Regions from separate parts of the Homo sapiens genome. Here region 2 is linked to region 1. A link is a loop called in an ENCODE intact Hi-C map of the cell type or tissue named here. Cell type or tissue: ascending aorta. All regions are shown on one strand. Each heading gives the region's core, and the rest is flanking DNA. Links, peaks and the distances in the headings are about the cores only. Region 1 has its middle 13 kb from the start of ZNF875. Region 2 holds the start of ZNF585B (zinc finger protein 585B).

Region 1 (15,485 bases), core at 9,940-13,939:
TGTTCACATAAACATTTATCTGCATGCATCACCCAGTAGAGACAAACTGCACTTACACTGTGAAGTCAACGAGGAGATAAAGTAAAAATCAAATACTTATGGAGAGAGTCAGTCTCTCCATTTAGTGGGAAACCCTTCAGAACACGCACACAGCATCTCCCCTCCCTTCTGAATACCATCCATAGCCTGCAGCAGTAGATGGCAAATCACAGCCTGGGCCACCCTTCCCAGAATGTCAAAAACATGGACATGCAGACCACAGAATTCACCAGATACCCAAGCTGGGTGGTGCGAGGCTCTGAAAGACATGCTTCAAATAAGAGGGACTAGAAAACTCCGCAAGGGAGCAACAGGGATCAGGGATTCCAGGAGGATCCAGGGGCCTGTGCGAAGAGCAAGCAGTGAGCAGATGTGTGTGTCAGTGATTCGGTGGCATGAACTCAACACCATCTAATACAGCAGCTCACGTTTCTTTGTGCATCAGACTCACCTGGGGACTTGTTAAACACAGATTGTTGGGTCTCACTCCTAGAGTTTCTTCTTCAGTATTCTGGGGAGCAGCCTGTGAATCTGTATTTCCAGCATGATTTTCAGGTGCTACTGATACTATTGGTCCAAGGACCACACTATGATCTAATTTAACATCAGATTAGGGGAGGAACTAAGGAGCAAAGAAGCAACAGAATGGACCTGAACCCTGTACGGGCTTCTCTGTAAACTCCTCAAACATAAAAGCCTTCGAGACACTCAAAGAGCATTTACAGCATCATGTCTACAAATACAAGGCACCACGCAGGGAGTGCTCCATCAAGTAGAGAGAAGAGCTCACTGAGTGTCCCTGTCTTAGTCTGTTTGTGTTGCTATAACAGAATACCACAGACTGGGTGATTTATAAGGGTTCACTTGGTTTATGGTTCTGAACACTGGGAAAGTGAGGGGCCTGCATCTGGTGAAGGTCTCGCTGTGTTGTCCTATGCTGGAAGGTAAAAGGGCAAGAGAGTGACCACATGTGAGAGGGAGAAGGGGAAAGACAGAAAGGGAGGAAGCCAACCTCATCCTTTTATCAGGAACCCCCTCCCAAGATAACTAACCCACCCTACCTTCATCCATTCATGAGGGCAGAGCCTTCATGACCTAATCACCTCTTAAAGGTTCCACTGATCAACACTGTTGCATTAGGGGTTGAGTTTCCAACACATGAACTTTGGGGAACACATTCAAACCACAGCAGTCCTCATGTAAACCTTCCAGAAAATCTGTGTGCCTGGCACTCTGGAATCCCTCTTTTCCACCCTTTCTCTTTTTTTCTTTTTTTGAGACAGAGTTTTGCTTTTGTTAACCAGGCTGGAGTGCAATGGTGCGATCTTGGCTTACTGCAGGCTCCACCTCCCAGTTCAAGTGATTCTCCTGTCTCAGTCTCCCAAATAGCTGGGGTTACACGCATGCACCACCACACCCAGCTAATTTGTATTTTTAGTAAAGATGGGGTTTCTCCGTGTTGGTCAGGCTGGTCTTGAACTCCTGACCTCAGGTGATCCGCCCGCCTTGGCCTCCCAAAGTGCTGAGATTACAGGCATGAGCCACCGCACCTGGTCTTTCCGCCCCTTCTCACTGCAACTCTAACATTGTGTTCCCTCATCATTTTCCATTCGAGCACAGGAAAGAACACAATCACTACACCCATTTCTTATGAACCTTTCTGACATTAAAATAATTCTATCACTCACATAGAAATTTGTAAAAATAAATTTTCATTTTTGATACGAGCGAGTATGATTTTTTTTTTTTTTTTTTGAGGAGTTTTGCTCTGTGGGCCAGGCTGGAGTGAAGTGGCAAGATCACGGCTCACTGCAACCTCTGCCTCCGGGTTCAAGCGATTCTCCTGCCTCAGCCTCCCAAGTAGCTGGGATTACAGGCCTGCACCACTACACGAATAATTTTGTATTTTTAGTAGAGACGGGGTTTTGCCATGTTGGCCAGGATGGTCTCAAACCCCTGACCTCAGGTGATCTGCCCGCCTCGGCCTCCCAAAGTGCTGGGAAAACAGGTATGAGCCACTATGCCTGCCCCTGAATATGAAATTCCGTATTAGTTTAATGAAATCTCTAAAATATATAGAAAATAAAAATAATTACCAAAAATGTTCAATGATGCAAAGCAACACACAGTGAGATATTACATCCTAAAACATATAGACCTGTCATTTAAAAATCAAGTAGAAACATAAGGGGCTCTATACACACCTTTTGAAATAAGTTTCCTGGCCAGGGAAAATGGCTCATGCCTGTAATACCAGCATTTTGGGAGGCCGAGGTGGGCGGATCACCTGAGGTCAGGAGTTCAAAACCAGCCTGGCCAACATGGTGAAACTCTGTCTCTACTAAAAATACAAAAATTAGCTGGGCATGGTGGTGGGCACCTGTAATCCCAGCTACTCGAGAGGCTGAGGCAGGGAGAACTGCTTGGACCCAGGAGGCAGAGGTTGCAGGGATCCGAGACCTGCCATTGTACTCCAGCCTGGGAGACAGAGCAAGACTTCATCTCGAAAAAAAAAAAATTATAATAATAAAATAAAATAAGCTGTCTAGGTTGTGCATGGTGGCCCACCCTTGTAATCCCAGCACTTTGGGAGGCTGAGGCGGGCAGATCACTTGAGGTCAAGAGTTCAAGACCAGGCTAGCCAAAATGGCAAAACTCTGGCTCTACTAAAAAGACAAAAATTAGCCAGGCATGGTGGTGCACATCTGTAATCCCGGGTACTCGGGAGGCTGAGGCAGGAGAATCACTTGAATCTGGAAGGCAGAGTTTGTAGTGAGATGAGATCACGCCACTGCACTCCAGTCTGGGCGACAGAGCGAGACTACAACTCAAAAAAAAAAAAAAAAAAAAAGCTTTCTAATTTAACTTTAGAATTTGAAATTCTTTCAAGAAAGAGGTACTCAAAAAACATGAAAAGTATGTGAGTCACTAATGTATCAAAGAAAACAATCATTCTTGTATTGCAAATAAATACCCAACCAAGACAAAAAGGCACGTCACATGTTATGGGAAAAGACTGAAATGAGGGTGAGAGGAAAACTGTGACCCTTGAATGTAAGACAGAAAAAAATCAGGCAGGATGTTAAGGAATTGGAAATAATTCTCCATATTAAAGGATTACAAGAGACAGGAAGAGAGGAGGGACACGATAGTCACAGACTGCAGGGGTGTGGGGTAGATGGGAATAAAGGAGGCAGAGAGAGCAGTGGGGATGTACATAAAATCACCCTCCAGAGCTGTGCTGTCCAATAAGGCAGGCACTTGCCACATGTGGCTGCTGAGCACTTGAAAGATGGCTAGTCCAACCTGAGAAATGCTGTAAGTGGAAAACACATTTTAAAAAAATTCTGAATACTCAGTATAAAAGAAAGAATGGGCCAGTGTGGTGGCTCACATCTGTAATCCCAGCACTTTGGAAGGCCAAGACAGGAGGACTGCTTGAGCCAGGAATTTGAGACCGGTCTGGGCAACATAGCAAGACCTCATCTCTTCAGAAAAAAAAAATCAGGCCAAGTGCAGTGGCTCACGCGTGTAATCCCAGCACTTTGGGAGGCCAAGGTGGGTGGATCACTTGAGCTCTGGAGTTCAAGACCAGCCTGGACAACATGCTGAAACCCTGTCTTAACAAAAAAATACAAAAATTATTCAGGCGTGGTGGCACATGTTTGTGGTCCCAGCTACTTGGGAGGCTGAGGTGGGAGGATCATTTCGGCCCCAGATATCGAGGCTGCAGTGAGTCAAGATTGTGCTACTGCACTCCAGCCCGGCTGACAGAGTGAGACCCAGCCTTTAAAAAAAAAAAATTAGCATGGCATGGTGGTGTGTGCCTGTAGTCCAAACTACCTGGAAGGCTGAGGTAGGAGGATCTCTTGAGCCCAGGAGTTTGAGACTGCAGTGAGCTATGCTGGTGCCACTGCATTCCAGCCTGGGCAACAAAGCAAGACCCTGTCTCAAAAAAAAAAAAAGTAAATGATTTCATTAATAATTTTTATTTTGATAAGATGTTGAAGTGATATTTTGGATAATGCTAACATTTTAGGTGAAATAAAACATTAATTTCACCTGTTTCTTTTTAACTTTTCTAAAGTGACTACTAGAAAATCTAAAATGACGTATGTGTCTGGCATTGTATTTCTATTGGAAAGCACTGCTCTGGAGAGAAATGGTCTCTAGGGAGGCAGAAACATGAGAACCACAATAGAGGTGGATGGAGGGAAGCGACAGACACATCTGGTGGGTACCTTCGGGTGCTGACAGCGGGAACCCAGGAGATTCGGGTGTGGACGGGCCCCCATCTATGCACAGCAGGAGAGTAGCATGGCTGACACTAGGGGTGCTGAGCTGACATACAGAACTATTCAGCTTTATAAAAATGTGAAAAACATACCGCTAAGTCACTGACATTCCACAGAACAAATCATAATAGAAATGAAAAAACAGCCGGGCACAGTGGCTCAGGCCTGTAATCCCAGCACTTTGAGAGGCTGAGGTGGGCAGATCACGAGGTCAGGAGATCCAGACCATCCTGGCCAACACGGTGAAACCCCGTTTCTACTAAAAACACAAAAACAAAATTAACCAGGTGTGGTAGCATGAGCCTGTAGTCCCAACTACTCCAGGGGCTGAGGTGGGAGAATGGTGTGAACCCGGAAGGCAGAGCTTGCAGTGAGCAGAGATCGCCATACTACACTCCAGCCTGGGCAACAGAGCGAGACTCTGTCTAAAAAAAAAAAAAAGAGAGAGAGGTTCAATCTTGATGGAAAATATAAAACACTTCTTCATGAACATTAAAGAAAATTCTAACAACCAAAACGTTTGGAATTAGGGTAACTGAAATGGCAGTTTAATCCTCCTGAAGGAATTTTAATTTCTCACTAACAGTACTTTAATGTTAGGGGTAGAATATTATTTTTTATAGCGTTTCACAAGCATTAAAGCTAAAAATCCAAAATCAGGTTTTTCTCTGACAGGAACTCCTCCTCAAAACAGAAGAAGCCTATAAGACTTTAACCTGGAAACTACTCAGGGAATCTGGAATATTCCTTCCAGGGATATCTGCAGTTGAAACCTGGCAGTAATTTTAAAAAAACCAGACAACTCTTGGGGTATGGTTGGAGCCTGAGGTCTACAGATGGGTCATTTTATATGCTGAGGTCTGAACAAGATGATTTTAACCCCTTAAAATGATGGAAACAAAATAAAACAGAATAAATTAGAAGACAACACAGGTGAGTGGTTTAAAGGGCCTACTTGCTGTGTTTCCTCTGGTCTTCAGGTCTCCTCCCTGCGGCGGGTTCCAGGCGCAGCTCTAGACCAAGAAATGGGAGGATTTTAGAGTGACTGGTGATTTCTCTATCATCTGCAGTTAGTAAACGTTCTCCGCAGTTTATGCAAAAAGTAACAAAACCACTGCAGATGACAAACACTAGGTAACACACATACTATCTCCCAAATACCTACCCACAAGCTCAACAATTTTAAACTGTTAGGATCATTGGCTCTAATCACCATGACATGAGGTCACCACCAAACCATCAAGCGCTAAACAGACAGAATGTTTCCACTCCTGATCCACTGTGTGGAGAAGCACAGAGCTTACCCACTGGGGCCCTGCATCAGAAGAGATGCACATGCACCGGGGTGTGCATTTGAACGGAGCGATCAAACCACCGTCCCCACAGCTCCTCTGTTCATGGGCACTTCAGTTTGTGGCCTCATGTCCTTTGGGGGACACAGTGGGAAGGTAACCCACATGCCAGTGACATCATCAAGAAAGAGACACTGTGGCACTTTCCCCTGATTTCTCAGGGGCCTTTTCTCTTTTCCGTTTGGGTTACATGTAGACTTCCCTACTGTCCACCTGACCACTCTCGTGCAGCCCAAAACCATAGCTTAAGTCATCAGCTAGGCCTTTCTTGGTGTAACTATTGAAAGGTGAGCCTTACCTGTTCAATCTCTAGAGAGACTTGTTCCAAATCTGGACCTAGAAGAATAAATAAACAAGATTTGCCTGAGTAGGTTTGGCTTCTTCCTTCTTGGGGAAAGCCCTTAAGAAATATCAGCCCCTTGGCCAGGTGCCCACCTGTAATCCCAGCACTCTGGGAGGCCTAGGCGGGCGGATCACCTGAGGTCAGGAGTTCGAGACCAGCCTGGCCAACACGATGAAACCCCGTCTCCACTAAAAATATTAAAAAATTAGCCAGGCGTGGTGGTGGGCACCTGTAATCCCAGCTACTCTGGAGGCTGAGGCAAGAGAATTGCTTGAACCCAGGAGACGGAGGTTGCAGTGAGCCAACACGGTGCCACAGAACTCCAGCCTGGGAAACAGAGTGAGACTCTGTTTCAAAAAAAAAAAGGAAATATCAGACCGTTTGCCCAACAACTCCTTGTGACCCTCCTTTAGGAACACAGTGAAAATCCCCCCGGCTCCACACACTATAACGCAGGACAGACCCACAGAGAACAAGACCCAAGAGAACCCACCATAATACAAACTCAGGGCGGGGTTTCCACCATCAAATGTTCAAGCTTGCAGTGGGTGGGGGAGGGTAGTGGGTCCTGAGCTCCAGATTTTCGTGGAGGTGGGAGGTGGGCATTAGGCTTTGGACACATGTAGGCCCAAATTACATCTGTGCAAACTCACACACAATGAAGATTACACCAGATCGGGTGAGATGGTTTAGAAATGGCAGAAAGCAGAGGAAGAGGCTGAAAATATGGGCTTCCCTGTAAACTGTGAGGACAGTAAATGCCAGCAACACCCCAGGAAGTGTTTACAGCTGCATTTCTTCAATTAACAGGGCAAAGTTAGAGCAGCAACAACCAGACAAGGGCCAGGCACTTCCCCTGGGGCAACTGATGTAAACCTGGAAATCAGCCACCCTGGGTGTCACCATTTCATGATGAATCAAATATACAGAGTAGTTCACTGATGGGTTCAGCATCAGAAAGCTAATAAATAAAGCCAGAGTCCCAGGCATATACTGAATGCTCATTGACTGAAAATCAATCACTGGATAAGCGCAAAGAAACTCACTTTCCACATCCCTTACGGTATTCTCTCTGGTGGGTATTTGCTCTGTAAATTACATACAACGGAAGAAAAAGAAGAAAATGAAAACTCAGGAAAGTAAACACACTTCTAAATTCATGAATAGTAAAATATGAAAATATCCCTGAGAATCTATGAGAATATCCAAAGAAAATGCAAAATGGGAGCGTAAAAAGGCCATTTGGCAAAGCCTACAAAATGAGTCCAAAATATGGTTCACAAGGAAACTTACCTTCCAATGCATCCAAAACAGAAGAACAGCAAAAGAAGCTCCTGATTCCTATTGAGGTGAGAATATCAGCACAAACAGAAGGAAATCAGACCAAAAAAAAAGTTACAGGCCAATTTAAATGAGAAACTCCTGCCCTGACCAATAAACCACAGCAAACACTATGCATTTCAAACACTGGGGGACGTGGGTGGGGGTTAGCCTGTTCTGTGCAGGACCGTTCTAACATACGGGAGAGTCTTTGACCCCTCCTCAGAATAATGCCATATACTACCAAAAACACAATTCACAGAATTTCAAAGGAGACCAATTACTTAGAAATGCAGCTATCAGGATGCTTTAATTTTTTCTGACATATTAATAGGCATGTTGCTGTGGTAGTTTTAAAAAATGGCTCAACATTTCTTGCCACTCCTCCCTTTGAGAGGCAGAATCGATGTCCTCTCTCCCCGATCCTGGGTGGATTTGCTGTGCTACCTCATAAAAGATCACTCAGCATCTGACCTGGAGCCCTGTGCCTCCTAAGAATTCTGACTACCCTGAGGCTGCCAGGTGAAAGGGATGGCCTGCCCCTCCACACCTGAGGGTGTTTCTTGTCGGGTGGGACGGGAAACTGAGAAAAGAAAGAGACACAGAGACAAAGTATAGAGAAAGAAAAGTGGGCCCAGGGGACTGGCGCTCAGCATACAGAGGACCCATGCTGGCACTGGTCTCTGAGTTCCCTCAGTATTTATTGATCATTATCTCTACCATCTCAGAGAGGGGGATGTGGCAGGACAATAGGGTAATAGTGGGGAGAGGGTCAGCAGGAAAACATGTGAATATCTCTGTGTCATAAACAAGGTTAAGAAAAAGGTGCTGTGCTTTGATGTGCACATACATAAAAATCTTGGTGCATTAAAGAGCAGTTAATCGGGTTTTACACAGAGACATTCCATTGCCCAGGGACGAGCAGGAGACAGATGCCTTCCTCTTATCTGAAGTGCAGAGGCCCTCCTCTTTTACTAATCCTCCTCACCACGGACCCTTTACAGGTGTCGGGCTGGGGGAACGTCAGGTCTTTTCCTTCCCACGGGGCCATATTCCAGACCATCACAAGGGGAGAAACCTTGGACAATACCTGGCTTTCCTAGGCAGAGATCCCTGCGGCCTTACACAGTGTTTTGTGTCTCTGGGTACTTGAGATTAGGGAGTGGTGATGACTTTTAACAAGCATGCTGCCTTCAAGCATTTGTTTAACAAAGCACATCCTGCATAGCCCTAAATCCATTAAACCTTGAGCCAACAGAGTACGTTTCTGTGAGCACAGGGTTGGGGGTAGGGTTACAGATTAACAGCATCTCAAGGCAGAATAATTTTTCTTAGTACAGAACAAAATGGAGTCTCTTATGTCTACTTCTTTCTACACAAACACAGTAACAGTCTGATCCCTCTTTCTTTTCCCCACACCAGGCTGTAAGGAAGTCAAGGCCATATGGAAACACTACATGTAGGGACTCAGTCCCAGCTGAGCCCCCTCTTCCAACATCCCAAGCCAGGTATCAGATGTGAAGGAACAAGCCTCCAGATGGTTCCAGACCCCAGCTGTTGAGTCTTCTGTGCTGAGGCCAGACATCACGGAACAGAGACAAGTGGGCTACCCTTGTGCCATGTCTGAAATCCTGACTATAAGCATGAGAATCCACAAACATAATAAAATGATGGTTTGAGCTACTAAATTTTGGTGTAATTCCTGACATAGTAATAGTGTCTGTAACAGCCACTTTAACACATTAAGTAACAATAGCAAGTAGCACATCATCACTGGGAACTGTTATTTGGAATTGTCATTGGGAAGCAGTGACAACCATGAAGGCTATTTGGAGATGCTGTCAGATGACATAAAAACTGCTGTGGTCTGACTGCTAATAATGCCCCATACCCAAGGGCTCTACAGCCTGTATTCAAGATGGAAGGAAACACTATATTTTGGCTAGAGGTATGTGAAAATTTCATTCATGGGCCCTTCTCATGGGCCCTAAACTTGGCTGATGGAACTGCAGGTAATAAACTCAGAGTTATGGCCGGGTGCGGTGGTTTACACTTGTAATCCCAGCACTTTGGGAGGCCGAGGCGGGTGGATTACGAAGTCAGGAGATCGAGACCACGGTGAAACCCCATCTCTACTGAAAATACAAAAAATTAGCTGGGCGTGGTGGCGGGTGCCTGTAGTCCCAGCTACTGGGAGAGGCTGAGGCAGGAGAATGGCGTGACCCCAGGAGGCGGAGCTTGCAGTGAGCTGAGATCACACCACTACACTCCAGCCTGGGTGACAGAGCGAGACTCCGTCTCAAAAAAACATAAATAAATAAAATAAACTCTGAGTTAGAGGGAGTCAAAGGAATCAAGGCTGCTCATGAAAGAGCTGAGGTTACCAACTCAAGTGTAGACAAGAGAAGAGAGAGAGGAAAAAAATGGTTGTTCAGCAGGGAGGTCAGAGGGATAGCCGGTCTTAGTTTCCAGACATCCAGGAAAAGGACACCCATCTGAGTAACGGATTGAGGGTCAGTATTAAGATATGGAGAAATATCAAGGAGAAACATTAGTGGCTAATGCTGGACATTTCCACAGCTCTCACATAACCACAAAAACATAGCTTAATTTTAGTAACAATGTCAGAAGCAGAGGGGAGCTGAGAATCAAGAATAAGGCCTATGAACAATGTGGGGGCTATTTTATAAAGCACCAAATCTTCACACTTCATGAAGATAGAGACCTGCCGCCTATAGGTGTCTCATTCACACTATGAAATAAATACTACAAAAGTCAGAGATCCACCAATTAACATTTTAAAGGATTTAGGAGATAGTGTCATTACCATTTTTATTATATATATATATATATATATATATGCCGGCTGCAGTGGAGCACACCTGTAATCCCAGCACTTTGGGAGGCCCAGGCGGGCGGATCACCCAAGCTCGGGAGTTCGAAACCAGCTTGACCAACATGAAGAAACCCAATCTCTACTAAAAATACAAAATTAGCCAGGCATGATGGTGCATGCCTATAATCCCAGCTACTCATGAGGCTGAGGCAGGAGAATAGCTTGAACCCGTGAGGCGGAGGTTGCAGTGAGCCAAGATCACACCATTGCACTCCAGCCTGGGCAACAAGAGCGAAACTCCGTCTCAAAAAAAAAAAAAAATCTAAACCAGCATTATAGTTCATAAAGGAAATCCCAAAACCTCCTTAACTGGTTGTTTCTTTCACAAAAGTTACTCTACATACGTGCCCCAAAAATTAGATTTCAAAGACATTGGGGAAAATACTACTACTAAGATATCAAAACCAGGAACTTACTTCCTTTAAAACAATTCCAAACTAACTCGCTGTGCCTTTCACAGAAATTTTCCACAAGAAATATGATTTTATAAGCTGGGCGCGGTGGCTCACACCTGTAATCCCTGCACTTTGGGAGGCAGAGGCGGGAGGATCACGAGGTCAGGAGATAGAGACCATCCTGACTAACACAGTGAAACCCCGTCTCTACTACAAATACAAAAAATTAGCGGGACGTGGTGGCGGGCGCCTGTAGTCCCAGCTACTCGGGAGGCTGAGGCAGGAGAATGGCGTGAACCCAGGAGACAGAGCTTGCAGTGACTCGAGATCACGCCACTGCACTCCAGCCTGGGCGACAGAGCGAGACTCTGTCTCAAAAAAAAAAAAAAAGAAAACAAATATGATTTCATAAAGCCTGAGAAGTTGCTGCTGTTAGGACAACCACCAAAACTAAAAATTGGTTTGATTAGCAACAACAACAAAATGCCATTTTAACTGGCTGTCCTTATCAGAGACAGTCCACTAAATAATACAACTGGCAAAAAGTGAGATTTTTTTTAAAGGTTGGGGTGCTTTATTATAAACATAATATAAACTAGTAATGTATTTTATTTAATAAACTTCAACCTACTGATCACTCCCTCCCTTCGAGGCGTTCTGCAACAAAACACCTGCCTAGAAATAAAAGGGCATTTTACCCGAGTGGGCTGAAAAAGTCCCGTTTTTACCTTTAATCTTGAGACAATACGTGTCAGAGGTCAGGAAACTACATCACAGTCAGTGCGGGCGCCCACGAGTCCGGTGGACGGATGGGGAAGGGCCGGGACGCAGCCAGTCCTAGTTCCCGCCGTGGCGATGGCCGATTTCCCAGCCGCGGACGCTGAAGGCCAGGACTCCACGCTGCTGACCCTCCAGCGTCCCACGTCCGGTGGGCGCTTGGCCGAACAGCCCAAGACTGCGGAATCACACTGGCCACTGTGCACTCGGACGCCATCTGCAGACCCAGCCTGTGCCGGGCTTCCGGAAACGGGAGGGCGGGCTTCCGGAAACGGCGACCAATGGGAAACGCGATCAGATGTTAGTAGGCGGACAGTCTGTTTCCAGGCAACACAAAAGGAAGGGACGCTCTCGGTTAGCCTCAAATAGACGGAGCTTTCAGTCAATGGATGTGCAGGTTCGCTCCACATTAGCCAATAAGAAGCGCTTGGGCCTGACCCGCCTACATGCGCAGCAAAAACTTTCTTGCGCATTTCAGCGCTGGAACGTCTACCCGCTGCGCCAAACCAAAACTTTGCAGTAATAGTTGATGCTGTTTCCTGCACTTTGGTGGAGATTTGCACCAGGCGCTGGAGACCGTCCCACCTGGCCAATGCCCACCTCCCGGTGAACACAGAGACCCAACTTTGTGCACCGCCAGTCTTGTTATCAAAAAACAGGCTAGTGCCAGGCGCGGTGGCTCAAGCTTGTAATCCCAACACTTTGGGAGGCGGATGCGGGCGGATCACGAGGTCAGGAGATCGAGACCACGGTGAAACCCCGTCTCTACTGAAAATACAAAAAATTAGCCGGGCGTGGTGGCGGGCGCCTGTAGTCCCAGCTACTCGGAGAGGCTGAGGCAGGAGAATGGCGTGAACCCGGGAGGAGGAGCTTGCAGTGAGCAGAGATCGCGCCAATGCACTCCAGCCTGAGCGACAGAGCGAGACTCCGTCTCAAAAAAAAAAAAAAAAAAAAAAAACCAGGTTAGTAAATTATAAAAAATAAAATAAAGGAAATGTAGCCGGGCGTGGTGGCGTGCGCCTGTAATCCCATCTACTCCGGAGGCTGATGCAGGAGAATCGTTTGAACCCGGGAGGTGGAGATTGCAGTGAGCCGAGATCGCGCCACTCCCCTCCAGCCTGGGCGGCAAGACCGAAACTCCGTCTGAAAAGAATAAAATAAAAGGAAATGGGGCCGGGCGCGGTGGCTCACGCCTGTAGTTCCAGCACTTTGGGAGGCCGAGGCGGGCGGATTACTTGAGGTCAGGAGTTCGAGACCAGTCCGGCCGCCAACATGACGAAACCTCCGTCTGTACTAAAAATACAAAAATTAGCCAGGCGTGGTGGCGGGCGCCTGTAATCCCGGCTACTCAGGAGTCAGAGGCACAAGAATCGCTTGAACCCGGGAGGCGGAGGTTGCAGTGAGCCGAGATCGCGCCCCTGCGCTCCAGCCTGGGCGACCGAGTGAGACTCCGTCTTAAAATAAAATAGGCCGGGCGCAGTGGCTCACGCCTGTAATCCCAGCACTTTGGGAGGCCGAGGCGGGTGGATTGCCTGAGCTCTGGAGTTCGAGACCATCCTGGGCAACATGGTGAAACTCCGTCTCTACTAAAAAAACAAAAATTAGCCGGGCGTGGTGGCACATGCCTGTAATCGTAGCTACTTGGGAGGCTGAGGCAGGAGAATCGTTTGAACCCGGGAGGGGGAGGTTGCAGTGAGCCGAGATCGCGATATTGCACTCCAGCCTGGGCGAGAGGATCGAAACTCCGTCTCAAAAAAATAAATAAACAAATAAATAAATATAAAGGAAATGGACAAAGGAAACACAAATGCATGAAATCAAACAAATGCTTTCTCTGACGGACTCCGTCTTTGCAAAACTGAACCTAGGACAATGTGCACGTTTCTACCTAGCAATTCCGGAGGACAGAGCGGGCAGGGAGGTGAACTTGCTTTTCTGTAATTTAATTGACTTGTCAGTAAAGTCAGTGTTTTGCAGGCATTTTCAGTGTTCTGTAGTGGGCTTTAGTTCCGATCACAGTGTGGCAGGCCAGGTTTCCATTAGCAACCAGAACAGTTTCCACTAACCCTTTACTATAATTTTGATGAATGCATAAGTTAAACGTTGAAGAAATGGAGAAACTGGTGCCTGAGTATCAGGGATGGAATGCGAAAACGAACCCATTAAGACCCTGCCTTGGTCTTCTCAGATCCTAAAGTCTGATCGAATAATAATAGCATTCTTACACATTCACCTCAGCCTGTCTTAAGATTCAGAAACTTTCCAAGACTCTAGAGAAATCTTTCCAGACCCTAGGCCCTAGTTAAAGATTAGATGTTGATTGAATGCAACACTTCTGCTTGTAGGTGCAGTCCCACACATACCGTGGACCTTAAGATGTCTATAAACACTAGAAAAAAACTTGTAACTTTGAGTTGGTCTGGTGAGTTACTTGGCCCTTCTCCATGTAATCGGTTGCAGAAATAAACTTTCTTCTTTCCCAGTCTGTCTGCATCCTATTGGAGAATCGCGACGGACTGACTCAGCAAACTCCTCTTTTGTGTGGTTATCTGGGACTCCTTTGGGAGGGAACATTTTAAATTTTCCATTTCAAAGGGTTCCATTGGCACTCTTGCACTGTTATTCTCTGCCTACCCTGAGACTTGAGTTCTCCTGGACTCGAATCTCCAGCCACAGAGTCCAGAAGCCCATACCTCCACATTCTGTGACTGTTCCCAAACACAGGGAGAATTTGCAGAAAATATGTATAAAAACCTTGCCATTCTTCGCAATAAAACCCCACATTACAAACTGGTGAAAACGGAGGATTTTAGCTTGAACAGGTTTTTCCTCTATTTGAAATCAATCATTTCCCTTTTACAATTTTGGAGTGAAGTTTCAAAATCAGTACGCACCCACTCCCAGGTTTATCCTTATGTAAAGTGCCCCCTCTGCACATGCAACATTTAATAAACCTTGAAAATATGATGCTAAGTGAAAGAAGCCAGTCACAAAAGACCACATGTTGTGTAATTCCATTTAAATAAAATATCCAAAATAGACCAATACATAGAAACAGAAAGTAGATTAGTGGTGGCCCGGGGTTAGGGGAGTTGGGGGGAACTGGAGGGATATGGGGTTTACTTCAAGGTAATGAAAATGATCTAAAACTTACTGTGGTGCTGTTTGCACAACTGTGCAAATATACTGAAAACCGTTGAATTTTACACTTTCAATGGGTGGCTTCTGTGATATGTTATTAATATTTCTCAATAAAACTTCAAAAAAAAATAGTGCCTATGTCTTTTTATGTATTATTCCTCCAGAGTCTAGTCCACATTTTTATACTTGATGAATAAATTAAGATTTTGTTTATTCTACTTCTTCTTCTTTTTTTTTTTTTTTTTTGAGACAGAGTCTCCCTCTGTTGCCCAGACTGGAGTGCAGTGGCACGATCTCAGCTCGCTGCAACCTCCAGGCTAATTTTTATATTTTTAGTAGAGACAGTGTTTCACCATGTTGGCTAGAATGCTCTCGAACTTCTGACCTCAAGTGAGTCCCCCACCTTTTCCTCCCAAAGTTCTGAGATTGCAGGCATGAGCCACCATACCCAGTCCAAGATTGAGTTTCCGTTGTTTCAGATGCCCTAGGACCATCTTATTCTACCTTAATTTCTGATGCATCATCTCAGTGGAAATTTTCCATTAGATGCCAAAGTATTTTACTCTTTTTAAGATTTTATCAGCTGGGTGCAGTGGCTCACACCTGTAATCTCAACACTTTGGGAGGCCAAGGTGGGAGTATCATTTGAGCCCAGGAGTTTGAGACCTGTCTCTGCAACATAGTGAGACCCACATATCTATAAAAAAAATAATAATAATTAGGTGGGCGTATTGGTGCATGCCTGTGGTCTCAGCTACTAGGTAGGTTAACGTGGGAGGATCTCTTGAGCCCAAGAGGTCGAGGCTGTGGTGGCCATGATTATACCACGGCACTCCATCGTGGGTGAAAGAGGGAGACCATGTCTAAAAAAAATTTTTTTTAATTAGAATTTTTTTTAGAAAACAAAGCATACACTTCGTGACTTGA
Region 2 (15,485 bases), core at 2,111-6,110, 110 kb after region 1:
TCCAGAAAGGAATGCAGCTTGCAAACTTTTGATTTTAGAGCAGAAAAAACTCATTTCTTTTTTTTAATTTTTAATTTATTTTTTTAATTTTTATTTATTTATTTTGAGATGGGGTCTCCCTCTGTTGCCCAAGCTGGAGTGCAGTGGTGGGATCTCGGCTCACTGCAACGTCTGCCTCCTGGGTTCAAGTGATTCTCCTGCCTCAGCCTCCCTAGTAGCTGAGATTACAGGCACCCACCACCATGCCCGGCTAATTTTTCTTTCCTTTTTTTTTTTTTTTTTTTTTTTTTTTTTAAGTAGAGACAGGGTTTCATCATGTTGGCTAGGCTGGTCTTGAACTCCTGACCTCAAGTGATCTGCCTGCCTTGGCCTCCCGAAGTACTGGGATTACAGGTGTGAGCCACTGCACCCAGCATTTTTTTTTTTTTTTTTTTTTTTTAGAGACAAGGTCTTGCTCTGTCTCCCAGGCTGGAATGCAGAGGTATGATCACAGCTCACTGCAGCCTCATACTCCTGGACTTAAGCATCCTTCCGCCTAGGCCTTCTGAGTAGCTGGGACTATTGGTGTACACCACCACACCTGGCTAATTGAAAAAAAAATTTATAGAGAGAGGGTTTAGTTATGTTGCCCAGTCTAGTTTCAAACTCCGGGCCTCAAGTAATCCTCCCACCGAGGCCTCCCAAAGTGCTGGGATTACAGGCATGAGCCACCACAACAGCTGTGTCATCCCAACCCCTCTCTGGGCTTGATCACATAAAGAAGGCTTGCATTCCTCAGATAAAAGCCATTTATTTTCTTTTTCAACACTATGCGGAGTGAGATAAGCCAGACCAAAAGGACAAATATTGTATGAATCCACTTATATGAGGTGCCTAGAATAGGTGTATTCATAGAGACAGAAAGTAGAATTGAAGTTACATGAAGTTATATGAGGTACATGATAAAGCCTCTATACTTAAAACAGTGTGCTATTTGTGTGTGGTTAGAGAGACAGACAAAGGGAGGAGGATGGGAAATGGAGAAATAAACATCCATGGCCGGGCGCGGTGGCTCACGCCCAGCCCTTTGGGTGGCCGAGGTGGGTGGATCACCTGAGGTCAGGAGTTCGAGACCAGCCTGGCCAACATGATGAAACCCCATCTCTACTAAAAATACAAAAAATAAGCTGGGCATGGTGGCATGCGCCTGTCATCCCAGCTACTCAGGAGGCTGAGGCAGGAGAATTGCTTGAACCTGGGAGGCGGAGGTTGCAGTGAGCCGAGATTAAGCCACTGCACTCCAGCCTGGGCAACAGGAGCAAAACTCCGTCTCAAAAAAAGAAAGAAAGAAAGAAATTAACATCCCGGCCAGGCACGGTGGCTCACACCTGTAATCCCAGCACTTTGGGAGGCCAAGGCGGGTGAATCATGAGGTGAAGAGATCGAGACCATCCTGGCCAACATGATGAAACCCCGTCTCTACTAAAAATACAAAAATTAGCTGGGTGTGGTGGCACGCGCCTGTAGTCCCAGCTACTCGGGAGGCTGAGGCAGGAGAATCGCTTGAACCTGGGAGGCAGAGGTTGCAGTGAGCTGAGATTGTGCCACTGCGCTACAGCCTGGTGACAGAGTGAGACTTCATCTCAAAAAAAAAAGAAATTAACATCCACATAGATGCTTAGTATTTGATAAAGGTAGCAGCTCAAATCACCACAGTCACATCATAAAGTTTTATGCAGCCCATACACACACAGCAGAAAAAAAAAAAAACGAAGCTCTCTACGGAATGACATTAACTCTGGAATATATAAAAAATGGAAAGTATAGAACAGTGTAACATATAGTTCGTCTAAAAAAGAAAAGGAAATTAGATTAGATATAAGCATTTGTTTATATTCACTAAAAAAAGAAAAGATAGGAAAAAAGAAGTATTGGAAACGTGAACCAGAAACAATACCTATAGTGATAACCTATAGTGATTGGGGTGGTGGGGGGAGTGAGACTTGATATGTCTTTTTATACAGTTGCATAGGAAAAACAAACTGGTTTTAAAAATATATACTCTCACAACACTCAATACTTCCAGAATGTTTCGTTTTTAACACAAAATATGTGGAGTTTTTCTGACACCACTTCTCCAGCCCTCCCTACATGGGTGTCCTACAATTGAATTCAATTCTGACACTAACCTGAGTTAGCACAGACCTTACAGTTTAATTGCTCAGTCCCACAAGACTGCCCACCTCTTCAGATGCCAATGACAACTACTAGGTCACCTGATTACCAACAACTGCCCAGTTTGCCTGAAAATTAGAGGTTCTCATCATCCCCTTCTTGGATTTGATTCTACCAAACTTTTAAGGGAGAACAAATTCTAATATTTCTCAAACTAATCCAAAAAAATTGAAGGGGAAGGAATTTTTCCAAACTGATTCTGTGAGGCCAGCACCATCCTCATACTAAAACCAGGCAAAGACAGAAGAAAGAGAAAACTACAGGCCAAGATCCCTGATAAACGCAGATGCAAAAATCCTCAACAAAATACTAGCAAACCAAATCCAATAGCATGTCAAAAAGATACACAATGATCAAGTGGGACTTATCCCAGGGAAGCAAAGATGGTTTAACATATGCAGATTAGTATGTGCAATACATCACATTGACAGAATGAAGGACAAAAATCATATGGTCATCTCAATAGAAACAGAAAAAGCATTTGACAAAATTCAACATCTCTTTGCAATCAAAAAAAAAAAAAAACAAAACTCCCTGGCCGGGCTCGGAGGCTCACGCCTGTAATCCCAGTTCTTTGGAGTCTCACTCTGTCACCAGGCTGGAGTGCAGTGGCTCCATCTCAGCTCCCTGCAACCTCCACCTCCTGGGTTCAAGTGATTCTACTGCCTCAGCCTCCCAAGTAGCTGGTACTACAGGCGCACGCCACCACACCCAGCTAATTTTTGTATTTTTAGTAGAGGCAGGGTTTCACCATGTTGGCTAGGATGGTCTCGATCTCTTGACCTCATGATCCACCTGCCTCGGCCTCCCAATGCGTTGGGATTACAGGCATGAGCCACTGCGCCCAGCTGGGATTGCTTTTGAGCCTGGGCAGTCAAGGTTGCAGTGAGCCATGATTGTGCCATTACACTCCAGCCTGGGTGACAGAGTGAGACTCTGTCTCAAAAAAAAAAAAAAAAAAAAAGCAAGATTTTCTTCAGGTGTTTTTAGTCACACGTTGGCCATATTAAAGACTGTTATTATTATTATTGTGCTGTTGTTGTTGTTGTTGTTGTTTTGAGATGGAGTTTTGCTCTTGTTGCCCAGGCTAGAGTGCAATGGCATGATCTCGGCTCACTGCAACCTCCGCCTTCTGGGTTCAAGCGATTCTCCTGCCTCAGCCCCCCAAGTAGCTGGGATTATAGGCACACACCACCATGCCCAGCTAATTTTGTATTTTTAGTAGAGACGGGGTTTCACCATGTTGGTCAGGCTGGTCTCGAACTCCCCACCTAAGGTGATGTGCCCGCCTCGGCCTCCCAAAGTGCTGGGATTACAGGCATGAACCACCACGACCAGCCAAGACTATTATTATTTTTATTGTTGCTGCTTACTATAGTTGTGCTTGAGTTAGCTAGGGTGGATGCTGATGGAGATTAAGGGGATTAAAATATCTATACCTCCCAAAGCCTTCTACCAGCCGTTTCAAAGGGGATGCTTAGACTTCTAACCCCTCTTCCATGGTATCTCCTAGAAGAGGATTGTACTAACCCAACTTCTACCCTATTTCCTAATGTGTTTTCAACTACTAAAAATTGTACCTCCCTTCCTGCAGGATACTACCTACTGTGACATAACTCCGTCTTGCCTAGTGGTTTCACCCAGGAGTGAACTCAGATCCCAGTCCACCCTTCTCCTGAGTGGTGTCTCCAAAAAATAGATTGTACCATCCTGATGCCTCCTCTTATCTCCCTTATTTCTCTCAGGATCCCTGGCTTCCTAGTTCCCCCATGGTTTCTCCTAGTAAATCGTTGTTTTCTGCAGTGTGCCGTAACCAAGGGGTAACTTAGGTATTGTAAATATAACAGCCGGAGGCGGTGGCTCACGCCTATAACCCCAGCATTTTGGGAGGCCGTGGTGGGTGGATCATTTGAGGTCAGGAGTTCGAGACCAGCGTGACCAGTAGAGACGTGAAACTGCGTCTCTACTAAAAATACAAAAAAATTAGCTGGGTGTGGTGGCGCTTGCCTGTAATCCCAGCTACTCGGGAGGCAGAGGCAGGAGAATCGCTTGAACCTGGGAGGCAGAGGTTGCAGTGAGCCGAGATGGCGCCACTGCACTCCAGCCTGGGCGACAGAACAAGACTCTGTCTCAAAACAAACAAACAAACAAAAAAAAACATAAAGCTCCAGATCCTATCTTCAGGAACTTCTTCTTGGGTACAAGCGTGGTCACACTGGTTACAGTCTTGCATTCTATGTGAAAATCCTTGCCTTACTCTAGTCAACACTCCAGGAGGCGGACTCCTCCACTGTACGGAATCGATACGCATCAAAGATGGCGACCCACACAAATAAACACCATAAGGGCGCGGTTATATTCTCTGCCCGTGAGCGCCGATTACGGAAACTGCACGATGTCTCTAAATATGTGTGTGCTCCCTGTTGACTGTGGGCTGAAATTGGCTTCCAAGTTAATTTAGAGCATGCGCAATATCAACAGTCCATAAGGGGAGGTGCTAGAAGTCGGACCGGAAGTGGAAGTGGTCCCCGAAGGCTATTTCGCCGCTGGCGTCAGGACTATTTTCACGTTTTAATGCCGAGAGGTCTCTGTGACGATTTTGGTTGGTTGCAATTAGGGATTCTGTGAAGTCAGTAATAGAGGAGTTGTCTGTGGAATTAGTGATGGTGGTTTCGGGGCATGGTGATGGGGGTCTGTGACGTCCGTTGATGGTTGTCTGTGACAGGGATTTCTCGGGTCATTGATGGGGCTCTTTGGGATGAGTGATTGGGGTTTGGGGGTCAGTGACGGGAGTCTGTGGTCAGTGACTGAGGGCCTGTAGGGTCAGCTATGGTGGTCGGTGAGGACTGTGATCAGCTTGCTTTCTGACCTGAGTTGAAAGTTCAGTTCTTTCCATTTCAGCCTGTAATATAAAGATTAACAAGTTTTGATGTGTAGCAGTTTCGTATTGTTCAAATCTAAGTGTTTAAAAATTTTTTTCAGTAATTGTTTTTCTTTGACCCATGAGCTGTTTAGAAGTGCACTTTATGGCCGGGCGCGGTGGCTCAAACCTGTAATCCCAGCACTTTGGGAGACCCAGGCGGGCGGATCATGAGGTCAGGAGATCGAGACCATCCTTGCTAACACGGTGAAACCCCGTCTCTACTAAAAATACAAAAAATTAGCCGGGCGTGGTGGCGGGCGCCTGTAGTCCCAGCTACTCTGGAGGCTGAGGCAGGAGAATGGCGTGAACCCGGGAGGCGGAGCTTGCGGTGAGCCCAGATCTTGCCACTGCACTCCAGCCTGGGCCACAGAGCACCAAAAAAAAAAAAAAAAAAAAGAAGTGCACTTTATGTTTCAATTAGTGTCTGTAGGTGATGCTTCAGTTGAACAATTGCTTTATGGCCTAGTTCTTCCTCATTTTTCATAAATGTCACATCTATTACATGAAAAGAGTGTAATATGTTCTCTAATTTGTATTGTTATGGATATTAATCATATGTTATATATATTATGTATCTCCTCACAGATTATTTTGTTGAGGAAGGTAAACTACTCACATTGGAAAAGTTATTTGTCCACCTGTCCTTTCTTCTGTTTCTGCTTTATATATTTAAAACTATATTATTGGGATCAGTTGAGTGTATTGCTAGATATGACTGACCGGGCCTGGTGGCTCACGCCTGTAATCCCAGCACTTTGGGTGGCCAAGGTGGGCAGATCACCTGAGGTCAGGAGTTCGAGACCAGCCTGGCCAACATGGAAAAACACCTCTAACCAAAAATACAAAAATTAGCTGGGTGTGGTGGTGGGTGCCTGTAATCCCAACTACTCGGGAGGCTGAGGCAGAAGAATCACTTGAACCTGGGAGGCGGAGGTCGCAGTGAGCCAAGATCATGCCATTGCACTCCAGCCGGGGCGACAAGAGTGAAACTCCATCTCAAAAAAATAAAAAAATAGATATGACTAAATAGCTCAAAAGACATTATAGCAATTCAAGCTTCAACCAATAATTTATAAAAGCAATTTGCCTAAATGCTTTCCAACAGTGGATGTTGTCACTTTTTTTTTTGAGACAGAGTCTTGCTCTGTCGCCCAGGCTGGAGTGCAATGCCGTGATCTCCGCTCATTGCAACCTCTGCTTCCCTGGTTCAAGCTATTCTCCTGTCTTAGCCTCTTGAGTAGCTGGGATTTCAAGTGCCCGCCACCACGCCTGGCTAATTTTTGTATTTTTAGTAGAGACAGCGTTTCGCCATGTTGGCCAGGCTGGTCTCGAACTCCTGGCCTCAAGTGATCCATTGTGCTTGGTCTGTTACTTTTTTAAAGCTTTTATGATTCTAAGGAAAATTTCTCTCTAATTGTTCTGACGCGTTTTTCTTTTAGTTAAGTTGGTATCTTTTTGTTAATTGCCATTTGCTTCCTTTTCTCTGAATTTTCATACCTTTTCCAGTTTCTTTTATTTTTTTTTTTGGCCTTTTTTGCTTAGTGATTGCTTAGAGTTAACATTACAAGCAAGCTATCATCACATATTGAAAAAATTTCTTATATATCTTTATGTCGAATTTTATGGTTTATTTAAACATATAATTAGGAAACATAATCAGAAATACCTGTTTTTTTCTGTTATAGCTTCTGGGTTTCCTGTCATGTGTAATAAGATCCTTATCACCCCACCACAATGCTATACAAATATATAGTCTGAAAATTATTTTAATATCCTTAGGGGTTTTAAAAAATGCATGTATTTAAATGTTTAGTGCTCCTGGAATTTGTCTACTTAATAGTGTGAGGTGGGTTGGGCGCGGTGGCTCACGCCTGTAATCCCAGCACTTTGGGAGGCCGAGGCAGGCGGATCACAAGGTCAGGAGATCAAGATCATCCCAGCCAACATGGTGAAACCCTGACTCTACTAAAAATACAAAAATTAGCTGGGCGTGGTGTCGCATGCCTGTAGTCCCAGCTACTTGGGAGGCTGAGGCAGTAGAATCACTTGAACTCTGGAGGTGGAGGTTGCAGTGAGATGAGGTTGTGTCACTGCACTCCAGCCTGGCCACAGAGCGAGACCCCATCTTAAAAGAAAAAAATATTGTGTGAGGTGGAGATCTAGTTTGTTTTATTCCAGATGCATGGCCAATTGCATGCACCAATTGGGGATATGTATACAATGAATGCCGTGTGCACACTCAATCGCATATCATTTTTATTTCATATATAGATCAACATTGTCTGATATGTTTATTATCTTACTTGTTTTGATGACATGGTTTTCTGTATTACGTTTTAATATAGTGCATGGTAATTGCTGATATTTATTGCGTGATTCTTGCATGGCAGGGAGGCATTGAGTACTTTAAAAGCATAATCTCATTTAATCTTAGTAACTGTGACACAGGCATTTTCATCCTTATTTCTGAAACAAAATCTGAGTAACTTCTTTATATTCTCATTGTTGAAAAGTGGTACAGCTGCAGTTCAAATCTGCAGTAATGTTACTCTAAATTTCATGGCTTTTCCCATATTTCAGCACTGTTCTCCACAGTTCTGAAAGTGTGGTTCTTGTACCAGCAGCATCAGCATTTCCTGGGCACTTATTAGAAAATAAAATTCTTAGGGCCTACCTTAGACCCATCGAAGGGGTGAAGTTGAGAATTTTAAACTATGTTTTAACAAGCCCTCCAGGTGACTTGAATGCATACCTACGTTTGGGAACCACTGCTCTGGTTTCTAGCGCAGGGACCTGCACCTTGGTGTATCCAGGAAGTGTTTATGTAGTGAATGTTGAATGACTACGTGGACATTGTTTTTCTAGGTTCTTGGGTGTCTCTGGGGAGTCCCTGGGCCAGACCTTCCTCCAGACTCCAGCCCACCTCTTCGGAGCAGCTCTGCTGAGTTCACAGATGACCACTAAACTTCAGGCACCCTAGACAAAAAGGGTTGAGATCCAGTGTGGCCATGCCAGCTAGTTGGACCTCACCCCAGAAATCCTCAGCCCTGGCTCCAGAGGATCATGGCAGCTCCTATGAGGTGAGGAGGAGGAGTCCCAAGGGGTGGAATTTCAGTCCAAGAGTAGATAGCTCTAATCTGTCACCACAGCCTTAGGGCAGAGGCAGACAGGCCTTAGGAACCAGCTGGACTCTAGACTTGGTGCTCCTGAAAGAAAACTTGATCTTCCTGTCAAGAATGAACACGTGGGTAATGTCTCCGTCTCTGGAGGCCACCTGTGTGACAGTGGAGAGGTGCACTGTCAAGGAAAACTGTTGTTGATTTTGTCATCACGCTATATTGATGTTTTGGCTGCAAATAGAATTCCTTGTTAGAAGTGACTTTTGTTTGAGATTTTGAAAGCATTTTTTCATTTCTTCCTAAACCACCTCCTCAAACACAAATGTTTTCTCTGTTTTCTTTCTGAAACTTGTTTTTCAGATGTTGCTTCTCCATTTCTTTTCTCTACTATTTTCTATGTATTTCCTGCTATCCATTCTGGGTAACTTTGACACCTTTTGCCTTCCAGCCCTTCTATTGAGCTTCTCATTACCACTATCCACATTTTAACTTAATGTTTTAATTTTTAAAAACTCTAGTTTGTTTCCTAAAATTTTTTTTTTTTTTTTTGAAACAGAGTTTTGCTCTCATTGCCCAGGCTGGAGTACAATGGCATGATCTCGGCTCACTGCAACCTCCGCCTCCTGGGTTCAAGAGATTCTCCTGCCTCAGCCTCTCAAATAGCTGGGACTACAGGCATGTGCCACCTCGTTCGGCTAATTTTGTATTTTTAGTAGAGACGGGGTTTCTCCGTGTTGATCAGGCTGATCTCGAACTCCTGATCTCAGGTGATCTGCCCACCTCAGCCTCCCAAAGTGCTGGGATTACAGGCATGAGCCACTGTTCCCAGCCTGTTTCCTAAATTTTTTTTTATTGCCATCCCGTTCTTATTTCATGGATGTAATGTTATTTTTTAAATTATTTATTTATTTATTTATTTATTGATGGAGTTTTGCTCTTGTTGCCTAGGCTGGAGTGCAATGGCATGATCTCCGCTCACTGCAACCTCTGCCATCCAGGTTCAAGCAATTCTCCTGCCCCAGCCTCCTGAGTAGCTGAGATTACAGGTGCGAGCCACCACGCCTGGCTAATTTTTGTATTTTTAGTAGAGATGGTGTTTCACCATCTGGGCCACGCTGGTCTCGAACTCCTGACCCTCAGGTGATCCACCTGCTTCGGCCTCCCAAAGTGCTGGGATTACAGGTGTGAGACACCATGCCCGGCCTGGGTGTATTGTTATTTCTTATCCATCTGAAGATATTGTGATAATTTATTAGGAATAGTTTAATCTTTTGAATAGGCAATGCATATACCTAGTTCAAAAGTTAGAAATATATGAAAAGCAATATATTGAAAAGTATTATGGTGAAAGAGATGGGACTGTGGTTCACCCACCTCTGCCTTCCATCTACCTGTGTCTCCCGGTAGTGATAACCTGCTTTATTCATTTTCTTTGATTGCTTAGTTCTGTATACAAATGAAAACAACTACAATTTTTTTCTCTTGATTTCAGAATGGCATAGCAGATTAACTTTTTTGTACATTGCTGTTTTAATGTTTGTTTGGTAAAATACAGAAACTATTATGAACAATATCGCAGTGGATATTGTCATGCCTTCTCTTTCTATTGGATATATTAGAAGTAGTGGAATTTCATTTCAGGGTTCTAGTCACGTGGTGAGAGTCTCATCTGCACCTCAGTGAACCTCTACTTTAGTTGCTCTTGGGCAGTTTTAGGATTGAGTATCTTAATAATTTTATTCTAGAAGATAGGAAGGATAGCTTGAGGCTAAAGTTACAGTTGGTAAAGCAGCAGCAGTTGGCTGGGCACGGTCGTTCACACCTGTAATCCCAACACTGGAAAGCCAGGGTGGGAGGATGGCTTGAGGCCAGAAGTTCAAGACCAGCCCTGGCAATGTAGTGATTCCCTGTCACTACCAAAAAAAAAATTTAATTAAATTAAAAATTAGTTTGGGCCTGGTGCGGTAGCTCACACTTATAATCCCAGCACTTTGGGAGGCTGAGGCAGGCAGATTGCCTGAGGTCAGGAGTTCGAGACCAGCCTAGCCAACATGGTGACGCCCCGTCTCTACTAAAAATAAAAAATATTTGTCAGGCATGGTGGCGTACGCCTGTAATCCCAGCTACTCAGGAGGCTGAGGCAGGAGAATCGCTTGAACCTAGGAGGCAGAGGTTGCAGGGAGCTGAGATTGCACCACTGCACTCCAGTCTGGGTGACAGAGTGAGCCTCTGTCTCAAAAAAAAAAAAAAGAAAAACAATTAGTCTGGCATGGTGCTGTGTGCCTATAGACCCACCTGCTCGGGAGGCTGAGGCAGGAGGATCACTTGAGCCTAAGAGTTCGAGATTACACCTAGCTATGAGCATGCCACTGCACTCCAGCCTGGATGAAAGAGATAGACTTTGTCTCAAAAGAAAAAAGCAGCAGTCTCTTGCATTAGGCAGAATAAGGAGACTTTTATTCACTTTTGTGGTTTGAAGAATGTTCTGATTTTTGTCTATGCTCAAATATAACGACAGAGTGGTCTTGGTATCATCTTACACCATGATGGTCAGAGATTGGTCTTGTTTGCTGTTGGTGTTCTAAGAGATTGTTTTTGTGTAGCACCATGGAGAACACCATGAATTAGCTGGCCCTTGCCAGGTTAGCTTCTAGCAACACTGAGGCTTAATTGATAGTACGAGGCTAACTCTCAGAGGTTAGGACTGCTTTTGTCCTCATTTAAAAATAAGAGAGTGAGCCAAAAGAAAGCTAGGGCTGCAATTTAGGAACAGATCAAAAGGGATTTAAGATGAAAATCACCTAAAGGGATGAAAACATGTTGTTCATCCTTATGAAAAGAATCATGTACAAAGAATTATACAAATTATTAGCATTTTTTTAATTAATAATGTATCTTTGAACTATTTTAAGTAAAAATGAACAGAAATCATTAAATGCAATATTGGCCATTTTATCACACTACTTTCAGAAGCTTATTGATCAAAGCAGATAAAAAATATAAATCTTTGCTATAATATTGATTGTTTTCTGACAAAGAGCATTAAATTACAAATAAGTAAAAGGCTCTTGAAGGCTGGGTGCGGTGGCTCATGCCTGTAATCCCAGCACTTTGGGAGGCCGAGGCGGGCAGATCACCTGAGGTCGGGAGTTTGAGACTGGCCTGACCAACATAGTGAAACCCTGTCTCCACCAAAAATACAAAATTAGCTGGGCGTGGTGGCCCATGCCTGTAATCCCAGCTACTCTGGAGGCTGAGGCAGGAGAATTGCTTGAACCCGGGAGGTGGAGGTTTCGGTGAGCCGAGATTACACCATTGCGTTCTAGCCTGGACAACAAGAGTGAAACTCCATCTCAAAAACCAAAACAAAACAAAACAGAAAGGCTCTTGCACAAAATGTGAATGTACTTAATGCCACTGAACTGGACACTTAAAAATAATTATAATGGCAAATTTTATGTATATTTTACCACAACGCAAAATAGTTCAATAAAGTACTACTTTTTTTTTTTTTTTTTTTTGTGACAAGATCTTACTATGTTGCCCAGGCTGGAGTGCGGTGGCACGATCTCAGTTCACTGCAACCTCTGCCTCCTGGGTTCAAGTGATTCTCCTGCCTCAGCCTCCCTCCTAGCTGGAATTACAGGCACCTGCCACTGTGCCCTGCTAATAAAGTACTACATTTTAAAGTTCGTGTGGTAAAGCTAAACTGTAGATAGAGGGGAAAACTATAGATTAAGTGCCTTTTAAGGAATCTTAGAAATTTTGGGAAAAAAGCAGTTATGGTTTCAACTGAAGAAGTTACAAAAAGAATGAGTCAAAAAATACAAAAAAGAACGAGGACTAAAAAAAGAAAAGCAAAGACATGAGTCACAGAGAACAAAAAATGGTTGATAAAAATGTGACAGAAACACAAGTTGCTTCTCCATATTAATGATCAAGAAAAAAGAGTGAAGATAAACATAATCAAAATATGTTAGAAAACAGGAGTAATAGTTACTTCTATACCTAAGATTCAAACAATCACGAGTGAGTATTATGTAAAATCATGCAAATAGGGCTGGGCGTGGTGGCTCATGCCTGTAATCCCAGCACTTTGGGAGACCAGGGCCAGTGGATCACCTGAAGTCAGGAGTTCGAGACCAGCCTGACCAACGTGGTAAAACCCTGTCTCTACTAAAAATGCAAAAATTAACTGGGCATGGTGGCACATACCTGTAATCCCAGCTACTCAGGAGGCTGAGGCAGGAGAATCGCCTGAACTCAGGTGGCGGAGGTTGCAGTGAGCTGAGATTGCGTCATTGTACTCCAGCCTGGAAAACAAGCGCGAAACTCCATCTCAAAAAAAAAAAAAAAAAAACCATGCAAATATATGAAAACCTAAACAAAAGGATGAAATTTTATAAGAAATAAATTTTCAACTCGGTAAGAACAAATTATACAGAAGCCCTTAAAGGAATTAAAATGTTGATTCAACACCCCCAACGCAGTCAAAAATGATGGAAAAGATCATGTGATTTTACAGTTGATTTTCATGCCAAAGTTTTGAGTAACAGATAATATCAGAAATTATTCTCAACCTTGTTTCAGGTTTTTGTTTTATTTTGTTTACAGAGTTAACTTCAATGCCCAAAAGAACTGGAAATAAATAGATTCAGAAGTCAAATGTATTCACTAACTGTATTCAAGAGTAGATGAGGCCGGGTGCCGTGGCTCACGCCTATAATCCTAGCACTTTGGTAGGCCAAGGAGGGTGGATCACCTGAGGTCGGGAGTTTGAGACCAGCCTGGCTAACGTGATGAAACCCTGTCTCTATTAAAAATACAAAAATTAGGCGGGCGCCTGTAATCCCAGCTACTGGTAGGCTGAGGCAGGAGAATCACTTGAACCCAGGAGGTGGAGGTTGCGGTGAGTTCACACCATTTCACTCCAGCCGGGGCAACAAGAGCGAAACTCTGTCTCAAAAAAGAAAAAAAAGAGTAGATGAAAACAGTAGACTAATAGTTTATCACTGGGAAAAAAGTGAAGCAAGCACTGTTTTCTCATTCAGCAGCCCAGTCCAAAGTCAAAGAAGTCTAAAAACTAAAATAGTAAAATACCTCAAAAAAATACTGTATATCAGAAGTAATGGTACACAGTCTAGCAAAACAGTACCAAAAATAATTTAGAGAAGTAATTTACCTTATGCAATTACATTTAAAAATCTAGAAAAAAAGAATGAAATTCTAGTAACATATTGTTTCCCACCAAGCACCAAGTCTTCATTGACCACTTACCACATTTTCATTTCTACATGTTAAGACTTTCATTTAAAATATTCTACTTTTAATAAAATTAGGATTGCAGAGATGGAGAGAATTATTTGCATGTGGCATAACATTAAAGGTTTTTGTGTTTTTTGTTTTGAAAATTTTATGTTTAACATTTCTGAATGTTACACCGGCACTGTGTAAACAGGAAATCTGTTTCCAGGATATAGAATTTGATATCTTAGCAATAAGATTTTATTGGTAACTTATAAGATATCTTATATAGTTATGAGGCTTTCATAGTATTAATGATTTTTTTCTACTTTATCAAATGGAGCTGGGAGATATTATGTAAAGTTTCCCACCACCAATGTATTTCTTGCTATTATTTTCCTATAGTTTCCTATAGTTTATAAATTTTGATGCTATGTAATTTGGTGCAGTGACAGTAATGGCATCTGAGATTCATTTCAGATTGTGTCCTTGTCATATTTAATTTTTTTGGTGAGAATTCAGCTCAAATATTAAGGTGGAGGTTCTTGCTTCCTTTCCTTTGGCAATTCCAGATAGGCCTTTGCTCCTCCTTTTACTGTCATCCTTTGGAGTCCTTGTACATTTCTTCTGTATGGCAGTGGAAAGATAATTTTTTTTTTTTTTTTTTGAGACGGAGTCTTGCTCTGTTGCCAGGCTGGAGTGCAATGGCATGATCTTGCCTTATGGTAGTCTCTGGCTTCCGGGTTCAAGCGATTCTCCTGCGTCAGCCTCTGGAGTAGCTGGGATTACAGGTGTGTGTCACCATGCCCGGCTAATTTTTGTATTTTTAGTAGAGATGGGGTTTCACCACGTTGGGCAGGATGGTCTCAAACTCCTGACCTCAGGTGATCCGCCTGCCTCAGCTTCCCAAAGTGCTGGGATTACAGGTGTGAGCCACCGTGCCTGGCCTCTGTTTTTTCTTTTGTTCTTTTAGTGGCGGCTTTATAACATTACCTTCTTTAACCCAATCTTTATATCTATCGTTTAAGACTATTAAATTTATACTGTGAATAACAATAAAAGTTCTATACTGCCACTTCAAGGATTTTTTAATTAGATGTTTTTATTAAATTCTTTTTTTCTATTTTCTTTTTGAAACTCCTTATTTCCATTTTATGTTGCTCACTTGTCTTTGCCACCTTTTGTGCTTTTTTTTTTTTTTTTTTTTGAGACAGAATCTTGCTCTGTCACCCAGGCTGGAGTGTAGTGGCACGATCTCGGCTCACTGCAACCTCCATCTGCCGGGTTCAAGCGATTCTTCTGCCTCAGCCTCTTGAGGAGCTGGGATTACAGGCGCGCGCCACCATGCCTGGCTAATTTTTGTATTTTTAGTAGAGACAGGATTTCACCATATTGGCCAGGCTGGTCTCGAGCTCCTGACCTCATGATCTACCCACCTCAGCCTCCCAAAGTGCTGGGATTAGAGGCGTGAGCCACCGTGCCTGGCCTACCTTTTGTGTTTTAGCAGGGTCTTTTCATTGCTTTCAAGGAGACCTTTATTTCTGTGTTGCTTGAAAAACAAAAAAACTTTACTGAGTTCTGCCAATTTATTTTTCAAAAATTTACATAACCACATTCTTAGCCTATCTGTTTTTCCACTATTTCTTCCTTGGGTTTAATTATTTTATTTTATTTTATTTTATTTTATTTTATTTTATTTTATTATTTATTTTTGAGACGGAGTTTCGCTCTTGTTGCCCAGACTGGAGTGCAGTGGCGCCATCTCGGGTCACCACAACCTCCACCTCCCAGGTTCAAGCGATTCTCCTGCCTCAGACTCCCTAGTAGCTGGGATTACAGGCATGTGCCACCATGCCCAGCTAATTTTGTATTTTTAGTAGAGACGGGGTTTGTCCATGTTGGTGAGGCTGGTCTCGAGCTCCTGACCTCATGATCCACCCACCTCGGCCTCCCAAAGTGCTGGGATTACAGGCATGAGCCACAGC

What was found. Hi-C counts contacts between places; a loop is a spot of excess contacts. Peaks named below come from ENCODE experiments on the same cell type or tissue, not always from the same donor. Only the 100,000 strongest peaks of a DNase experiment are listed, where the experiment ranks them.
Region 2: it touches region 1 in a loop (4-fold over the local background); 8 of 110 quality-filtered maps call a loop at or near these places.

The regions. Positions count from the first base shown.
Region 1 is chr19:37,314,070-37,329,554 of GRCh38, reverse strand. It overlaps a transcript of ZNF875 not described here. Among named protein-coding and RNA genes, the nearest start is that of ZNF875, 13 kb to the left of the region's middle. RefSeq lists enhancers at 8,043-8,691, 8,692-9,340, 10,413-11,310, 11,422-11,631 and a silencer at 11,812-11,911. In ascending aorta, for the core only: CTCF peaks have their summits at 11,453 and 11,655; DNase peaks (open chromatin) are centred at 11,714 and 12,635; H3K4me3 peaks cover 3,172 bases; H3K27ac peaks cover 1,584 bases.
Region 2 is chr19:37,199,772-37,215,256 of GRCh38, reverse strand. It overlaps ZNF585B (zinc finger protein 585B), which reads left to right and starts at 4,721. Exons shown (of 5, transcript NM_152279.4): 1 at 4,721-4,816; 2 at 8,003-8,217. The coding sequence starts at 8,146. In ascending aorta, for the core only: no CTCF peak of the experiment used is centred there; a DNase peak (open chromatin) is centred at 4,586; H3K4me3 peaks cover 1,614 bases; H3K27ac peaks cover 1,468 bases.